Regions from separate parts of the Homo sapiens genome. Here region 1 is linked to region 2. Evidence: chromatin contacts called from ENCODE Hi-C or POLR2A ChIA-PET data. All regions are on one chromosome and are shown on one strand. Each heading gives the region's core, a stretch centred on a gene start or an enhancer-like site at or near the end of the contact. The rest is flanking DNA. Distances are from core to core; before and after follow the strand shown. Region 1 overlaps RARB (retinoic acid receptor beta). Region 2 overlaps RARB (retinoic acid receptor beta).

Region 1 (4,060 bases), core at 1,500-3,999, 120 kb before region 2:
AGTTCCCTGTGCTTTTAAGCACTTTCTGAAATACAGAGTTTATTCCTTGGCTAGCAAACATCTTCAGAGACAGAGTAAGTAGTCTGATGGGGAAAGGAGAATGACAATAGCCCATTTGGTACCAGGGATAGCTGCTGAGTTGTCTCTCTACATAGAAAAACCTTACTGTTAAACACTCAACTGTGATATGGATCTAGGCACCTCTATTAATTGCTTGAGTTGCTACATAAACAGAAAATCACTAGGCAAAGAATATACCTCTTAGGCAAGAATTCCTTTGCTTAGAAGTGTGCAGAAGAAAATCTGCCTATATACAAAAGAGCAATGGCTAAAGTGATTGAGAGAAACTTAACAAAGGTTTAGATATTCAAGAAAAACTGGAGTCAAGGTAACATAAACCAGAGATGTGTAGAAAGCTGGAATTAAATGTATGAACCTAGAGAATTAGCCTGTTTTAGTACATTCTCTTGAAAACAATGTTTTTCTAATCAGTCATGAATTTTAAAGCTCTCAATCGTTAAGATAATTGAATAGGGTAAGATTTGAGGTGTTTTTTTTTTTTTTTTAGAGGGGGGAGGGATAGTATTTCCTTTTGATTTCAATGAGAAATGAGTTCCAAGACTTTAAAAGCAGCCATTAAACATCCTGAATTGAATAAAGCAACACAACCTGGTAAGGCCCTCAAGTCCACTGTGTGACTACAGTACTGAGAGCACGAAGACATACCTTTAGCACTGATGCTACGGAGATCTGTGATTTTCATTAAGATCTTTGGAAACATGTGAGGCTTGCTGGGTCGTCTTTTTCTGATATAAATTTTTAGTGCTTCCAGCAATGGTTCTTGTAGCTTATCTACTTTTGTCGGTTCCTCAAGGTCCTGGCGGTCTGGATACCAGGAATAAAGTATTAAACAAAATCAGGATTTATGCCCTTTTCCCCTCTTCCTTGTTTCCTTATTCCTACTGTTATGAGTTCATTAATTTGGTAATTCAATTACATACACAAATTTGCAGACTTATGCAGTTGCTTTAAGCAGTGATACTTGAAAAACAAAAAAAAACTGCCCCCCCTTGGTAGTATAAACATTTTGATGCCTGGTTGCTTTTGTCCCAGGGAAAGAATTACCTCCTTTGACCAGAAGGTGTCACTACCAAACTGAATTAAAACAAATCTTGAGCAGGATGGTTATTTTAGCATAAAATAAATCTGCTCCTTAATTAAAACCATTACTTTTTAACCACTTACGATTCAGCCTCCTATAGGCCAGTAGGGGTCACTACAAAGAAGAAAGCTAAATTTTATCCCAGTCCTGCAAGGGTTGGTGGGAGGGCCCAGCCAAATACTTGTATGCCTACCCACTAGATAACAAACAGCACATACAAGTCCCTTGTCATCATTCAAATGTCCCCAGACAATTCATTTTATAATAGTGTGATCCTGCCTTTAAGAAAAAAAATCTGTGGCAATTGGAGTAATAGCTTTTTGGGATTTCTTTCTGAGCAGAAGGATCCCAAATACCATTAGTTAATTTGTAACAACATGGAAAAATACAATGAAACCAGGCATGTATGCCTGGCTTTATTCACATGTTTTCCCATGTAAAACAACTCCAAAAGGGAAATGAGGAATTTTTCACAAATTACAAGTATAAACTGTTCTTCATGGAATTTCATGAGGCTTTTCTACATAGTTGGTACCTCCACAGATTAAGCAGATGGCACTGAGAAGGCCTGTTTCTGTGTCATCCATTTCCAAAGGCAGGAGCTGGTTGGCAAAGGTGAACACAAGGTCAGTCAGAGGACCAAATCCAGCATTGTGCATCTGAGTTCGATTTAGGGTAAGGCCGTCTGAGAAAGTCATGGTGTCTTGTTCTGGGGTATACCTGGTGCAAATTCTAAGAATCTGGAAGGAAAAAAAAATTGATGGATGTTCTAAGCCATCCTGTCCTGAAATCATCAATCAGATGTAAGCAGGAAATAACATGAAGATTTCCAAGGAGCTCTTGGGGCAGTCTGTCCCCCTTTCACATGTTGAATGTCTTCTTTAGCTCTTTCATTAAGAGACTACAGAAGTCAAAACCCAGGGGCTAAAGTTTTTTAGGAAACACTAAACAGGACATAAGAAATTTTGAGAAATATCTTTTTAAAAGTAATTCATTACTTGACTCAAATAAACATTTACTGAGTGCCTAATTATGTCCCAGGCACTGTGCCAGGTGCTGGAGATAAAAAAAAAAAAAGATGAATAAGATTCTATTTTTTAAGAGCTTACAGTCTGCAATAAATGACAATTTATTAAATGCATAGTATATATCAAGTTTTGTACATACCCTACATTCAATCTTTCAAACAGCTTGGTAAAGTGAATATTATTCTTATTTTACAAATGAAGGACTTAAGGCTCAGAAAGGTTAGGTGATGTGCCCAATGTCACATAGTTAACATGTAACTGAATCTGACTCAAACCCAAGTTAGGCTCTCTCTCCCATGATGCCTCTGATCACACGGTTACACAGGCAGCTGTAATACAAGGGACATGAGTGAAACCAGCAAGGTACTAGGGAGTTCAGAAAAAGGAAAGCTCAGAAATAGCCAGGAGGAAATCAAGGGCAGATCCATAAAGAGGTAGCATTTCAACCGAACCCTAAAGTGTAGGCAGGATTTCTACAGGCAAAAAGCCTGAGTCACTCTGCCAGAGTCTCCCAGTCCCACCCAGTGTATGCTTGACACATAACCCTGTTGGCCCCCTGGGGCGCTAGCTACTAAGGAGACTCTTGCTCACTGCCCTGTGCCTCTAGGCCTCACTCAGAGCAAAACAAACTAAAAATGCCTTGCTTCTGTAGATACTCAATCCTGGTTCATGTTTCCACTGCCCTATTAAGCCTAAATGCTGGTAAGGAGCTCCGTGCATTGCAGAGCACTTCCCCACCCAGAACCACATTTCTGCACCGACAATAAAGGGTCTCTGCTGACCAGGTTTCCATACTTGACTTTTCTCTCTGAAAAAGTTTCAGAGCTGCTTGAAGCACAGAGAGAAGTAAATCCCACCTGGACAAAAGTGAATAACTCAGGAGGTTGAAGAAGTTGAAAGTTTTTCCCAGATAATGGCATTCAATTTGACTGGGTATAGTCCTGTGAATGTCCACCTCAGTGTCAACCTACAGGAGGGCAGATGTGATCAGAAAGGCCTGCATTATTCCTGTTACACAGCCATGTGCAGAGAGGAGTGGCCTCTGAGGAAGACACAGGACCTCTACCTAGGAGGAGTAGTAAAGCCCTCTCCATCCTGCCCATATTCCCATCAGGTCTCCTAAAAGAAAAACTTCTGTCAAATCTCTCATCTTGTCAGGGAAACACTGGGGGTTTGGGACCAGGACACTTCCCATGGGGAAGACAGTCCTATCTGACTGGTGGTGGATCCACAAGAGCCTCAAACCCACTGGACCACATGAACCATGATGGGACAGTTGTACTGCAATGGTCACATGCTTTTGGGTTCTCTAAATCTCCAAGAAGGCAGTGACCTAGGAGCCAGCCTTCTCCCTACACAAAGGACTCCAGCGTGGATAAGGAGGAAGGCACCAGGACATCCTATAGAGTGAGGGTGCAGCAGCGCCTCTGTTGTATATATTTTTAAAAGTCTGACTTCAGTGTCTTATTGGTTAAAACTCCGAGAGGAAAACTGAATGAGTAAGCCCTCTTCATCCCTAACATACAGTAATAGCTAATGTTTTATTGATCACCTACCAGGTACCATACTAAACACTAGTATATTATTTCTCCTATCAACCCATGAATTGTTACTATTAGCTGGGGAAACAAATCTGAATAGCTTATGCTAGGTCACATAAGCTAGTAGAATGATTTGATTTCAGCTTTTTCTAGAACCCATGGTTTTAACCATTGCTCCACAGCTGCCTCATTTTCTCTCCACGCCAATAGTCAAACCTAGACACCTCTCTAAGGTTAGATAATCTTTAGCCCAGTACTGATTTCGATATCGGCCTTACTGGGCACTTTTGTGCAGCACATAACTGCATAACTATTCACGTTGGCCTGCC
Region 2 (3,761 bases), core at 788-3,287:
TCTTTACAGGCATCCACCCAGGAGAAGGAAATATGGAAAGCTCTCTTAACTTTTCTAGTAAAAGGTGGAGAAACAAAGAGGATAATTGCAATAATAGCAGACCTTTAGTTTGTTATAACAAAAACAGCAAATGAAAGTGTTCTAGATATTTTCAAACAACAAGCAAAGTAAGCATCTACACAAGCATTCCTGAACGTTTAACCATTAAAAAATTTATAAGCCTCTTAAAACCACCAAATTAAATAAACTATTTTTACCACGCCAACTCAAGGAAAAAAAAAAAACACGCAGAGTTGCGGGCTAATTCAGAATTCACTCCCCCCGCCCCCAACTTCCTGTTTATCCATACACCAGAAGGAAAAAAAAAAAAAGACAGATTTTTCTGCTTTTTCAATCCAAAATCAGTTCTCAATTTGTTAGAAGAAGAAAAGTGTTTTCTCCTTCCGTAGGAATTATTACTAGGAAAAGGTAGATTGTCATTTCAGCTGTCTTGAGGTTCCTCGATATGGAGGTAGATTCTCTAAGCTGAGATTTTTCTTAAAGCACTAACAGCCCTCAGTACTCTTCCACGTCAGTATATCATTCCAGGCACTAGTTCTTAAGAGTTTGCCTAAAGATAGTATCAGAGAGGACATACGTTTTGCAATGAAGGTTAACTGAGGTAGAAGGCAGAAATTACTAAGAAATGAGCTAGACTTTGGTCACCAAAGACCTTGTCCTGTTTATATATAATTCCATGAATGTTTACATGAATGTATCATCCCAAGCCCTATGTAATTAGATGCAATTCATTATATAATTAGATAAAATGTATGAAAGTAATATACTATTTGCATTATTATACAATTATATCTTATTATGCGTTATTTATAACTACACTAATTACTGTATAATTAGATATAACTTATGATAAAAGCATATATACATTAACGTCCTACTATGTGCCGCCTCCCTAGCACTATGCAAAGCCCTAGTAATAAGGCTGTGACAAGAGAGACCTGCCCAGCCCTCCTGGAGTTTATAGCTGACATTAAACTAATGACTTGGTAATAATGACTTGGTAATAATGACTTAATTTCAATTGTGTTAAGTGCTACAAAGGCGAACAACAGCAAATGTAAAAGAGGGGGACCTAACCTGGGGGTTCCAAAGGAAGGCTTCTCTGAGGAAATGGTATTTATTGAGTCCTTTTGAGTGTCTTTAATATCCTATGGATCCCTAGTTGTTTATATAGGGTTATGCAAAATAAATGTTAACAGAATGGATAGATTTCCATTTTTCCATGTAACTCTATATAGGCAATTTTATTCTGAGTCCTCTTGCCTTCCAGCCCCATCTTCAACTTTTGCCTGGAACACTCCTCTCCCCTTCCTCATCTGGAAAATGCTTACACATCTATAAAATCACATCTTCTATAAAAGCCTTCCATGAATGTGTCAGAGGGATCCGAGACTCCTTCTCTGTGCCCATCAAACCCTTAGCTACAATTGTCACAGCACATGCCACACTGTTTCCTTGCTCATTCATTCATCCATCCAATGAATATTTACCATTTACCTGTAATCGAGGAGCTTAGCTTTAAAATTGCATTTTAAAACTTTTTTTTTCTTTTCTTGCTCTCAGCATTAAAACGTACTTAAAAACTTTTTGTTTTCCTCCCTTCCTACCAGACACTCTCTTGAACTACTAGCTTATCTAATTAGGCACTTACTTAGAAGTTCCAGGAGCTAATTTTTAAACAAACCAGGTATGGAGACCCAGCTGTGAAATTGCAGAGATTACCTCAAAAGGGTTAGTCTACAACCCGGGCATTGCTGAAATGATGGCACGCTGTGCTTCAGGTGGACCGTGACTCAACACGGCCTCCGGAACTGAACACGCAGACCTTGCACCCAGCACCACTCCCACATGCTCCCACCCCTCCTCCACGTTCCCCTTTTTAAGCCCCTCTCCACAGCCTAAAGTTTGGAATGGTCTTTCAAAGACTTGAGCCTGGTCATTCCCCAAAAGCCAGAATTTAAATCCTTTTACCACACCTAGCTTCTCATGTTTTCTGCCTCCAAGCAGCCAGCAGCTGGGCTTGAGCCAGTTACATCCCTATTATTGGACAGGCCTGGTTCTCTGTATTTTTTAGGCAATGGGATTCAGCATTGGAAAAAATATACACAAAACTTTCATTTCTATATCCTGGAGCTGTCTCATGGAAGGCACTTAATAAATGTCTGATGAATGAATGAGGAAACATGTAAATCCTCCATGGTTGGCAGATTATAGCAACAGGGAACAGAGGGACGCTTTTTGGGTCTATGAGGGAAACTACTCTGTGTGATCCAATATAGTAATGAAGTTTATGGCAGGTTTCATAATTCATTCAGCTATCACAGAGTGGTACACAGAGTGTCCTGTTTTTGTTATTGTTTTGGATATGTTATTTTGTTCTTTGGGATCAATACTGCAGCAAACCCCTAAAACAGAAGCAACTATCAGAGTGAGGAAAGCTAAAAATATTCTCCAAAGACAGCATCATGTTCATGTTTATCCACTCCAATTAAAAACAACAATGTGGTTTTAAATGGCCTTGGTCAAATAAAATCATTAAGCTCATTTAAAGTATTTAATAGAAGTTCTAAAATTAAGTGCAGACATCCATCTTCCTGATTGCAAAACTTTTTGTGACTGAACATTCTGCTTGCTGTCTGCCAGGAAAACCCAGCCCAGCAGCCGAACGCTGTCATGGAGATGAGGGCCTCCCTCTCTTCAGAGGCTAGCAAAACAAAGGCAGATGAGAAAAATGGACAAAATTAGCCCTGAGGGACTGAGGGGGCTAGTGGAGTTTAAACTCTTAAAAGACTGCTTTAAATAGAAGGCTACCAATGTGACCTTCAGCAAGCATTTCCTCTGCGCCCTTGTGGAGAAGACACGCCATCACGGCTGTGCCAGGCCTCGCCCTGGGGCCTTCTGCAGGACAGGCTGGATTGTGGCCCCCAAAGGTTGGCTTAGGGATAGGAAGTTTCCACCCATCAAAGGCAAAATGTAGAGAGCAAGGACAAAGCTGCATCTGGGAACATGCCCATGTGTGGGTTCTGCCTGCTAACTGTCCCTTCTTGGGAAAGACTGACTGCCTTGTAAGCGCTTCCTTTTTTAATTTTTTGTCGCAGAGATGTCATTTCTTTTATGAAATGATCAAGACAATATGTTTTTTAAAAATATGCCCCTATCTGTTAGTTTTAAATTTGGTGGCCTATGAAACCCCCACTCTAGACCATAACACACCACTGCTTCAGACCTTCTGTCTAAGTGTGGCTGAAGCAGTGGGGTGTTTTTTTTAACAGGAAAAGGATTTGAATCCCAGCTCTAGCAAAGGCTAGCTGTGTGTCCTTGGCCACGTTCCTTAACTACTCGGACCCTCTGTTACCTCATCTATAAAATGTGGGTCACGGAGCCTACCTTGCAGAGCTGTTGTGAGAAATAAAAGCGCTATGGGTTAAAAAAAAAAAAAAAAAAAAAAAAGCCCAAATGCCTAGTGTACAGAAGGCACCCAACAAGGGTAGTTTTCTTCTTCCCTCTACTCCACACTTGGACGTACAAACACTGGAGACCTCTTACTCCACGTAAGCCAGCCCTAACAAGAAATCAGTGCCATTATTAGGTTCACTGCTTTTATGTCTGTATTTGACATGGTACTGGGTTCAAACTTGTGGATTTGCTTTCATTTTACAGATAGGCTAAGGCCCAGAGAAGTCAATGGACATAGCCAGAAG

The links. A loop is a pair of places that touch in the nucleus more often than their neighbours do. ChIA-PET counts read pairs that join two places held with the same protein, here RNA polymerase II (POLR2A). Pooled maps may share reads with other maps.
Region 1: a map of sigmoid colon shows a loop between it and region 2 (2.9-fold over the local background). The contact joins two enhancer-like sites. A Hi-C loop is called at or near these places in 7 of 168 maps with a recorded cell type or tissue (Calu3, PC-9, cardiac septum and 4 more) and 10 of 50 pooled maps. POLR2A ChIA-PET finds 5 or more read pairs at or near these places in 2 of 52 experiments (BJ and endothelial cell of umbilical vein).

The regions. Positions count from the first base shown.
Region 1 is chr3:25,591,345-25,595,404 of GRCh38, reverse strand. It overlaps RARB (retinoic acid receptor beta), which reads right to left. Exons shown (of 8, transcript NM_000965.5): 6 at 1,698-1,902; 7 at 727-885. Among named protein-coding and RNA genes, the nearest start is that of TOP2B, 72 kb to the left of the region's middle. Within about 2 kb of position 2,749, at least 12 of the 41 ENCODE cell types and tissues checked have a DNase peak (open chromatin) inside an H3K27ac peak, as active enhancers do.
Region 2 is chr3:25,468,122-25,471,882 of GRCh38, reverse strand. The region is part of intron 2 of RARB (retinoic acid receptor beta); the gene reads right to left. Among named protein-coding and RNA genes, the nearest start is that of RARB, 42 kb to the right of the region's middle. Within about 2 kb of position 2,037, at least 15 of the 41 ENCODE cell types and tissues checked have a DNase peak (open chromatin) inside an H3K27ac peak, as active enhancers do.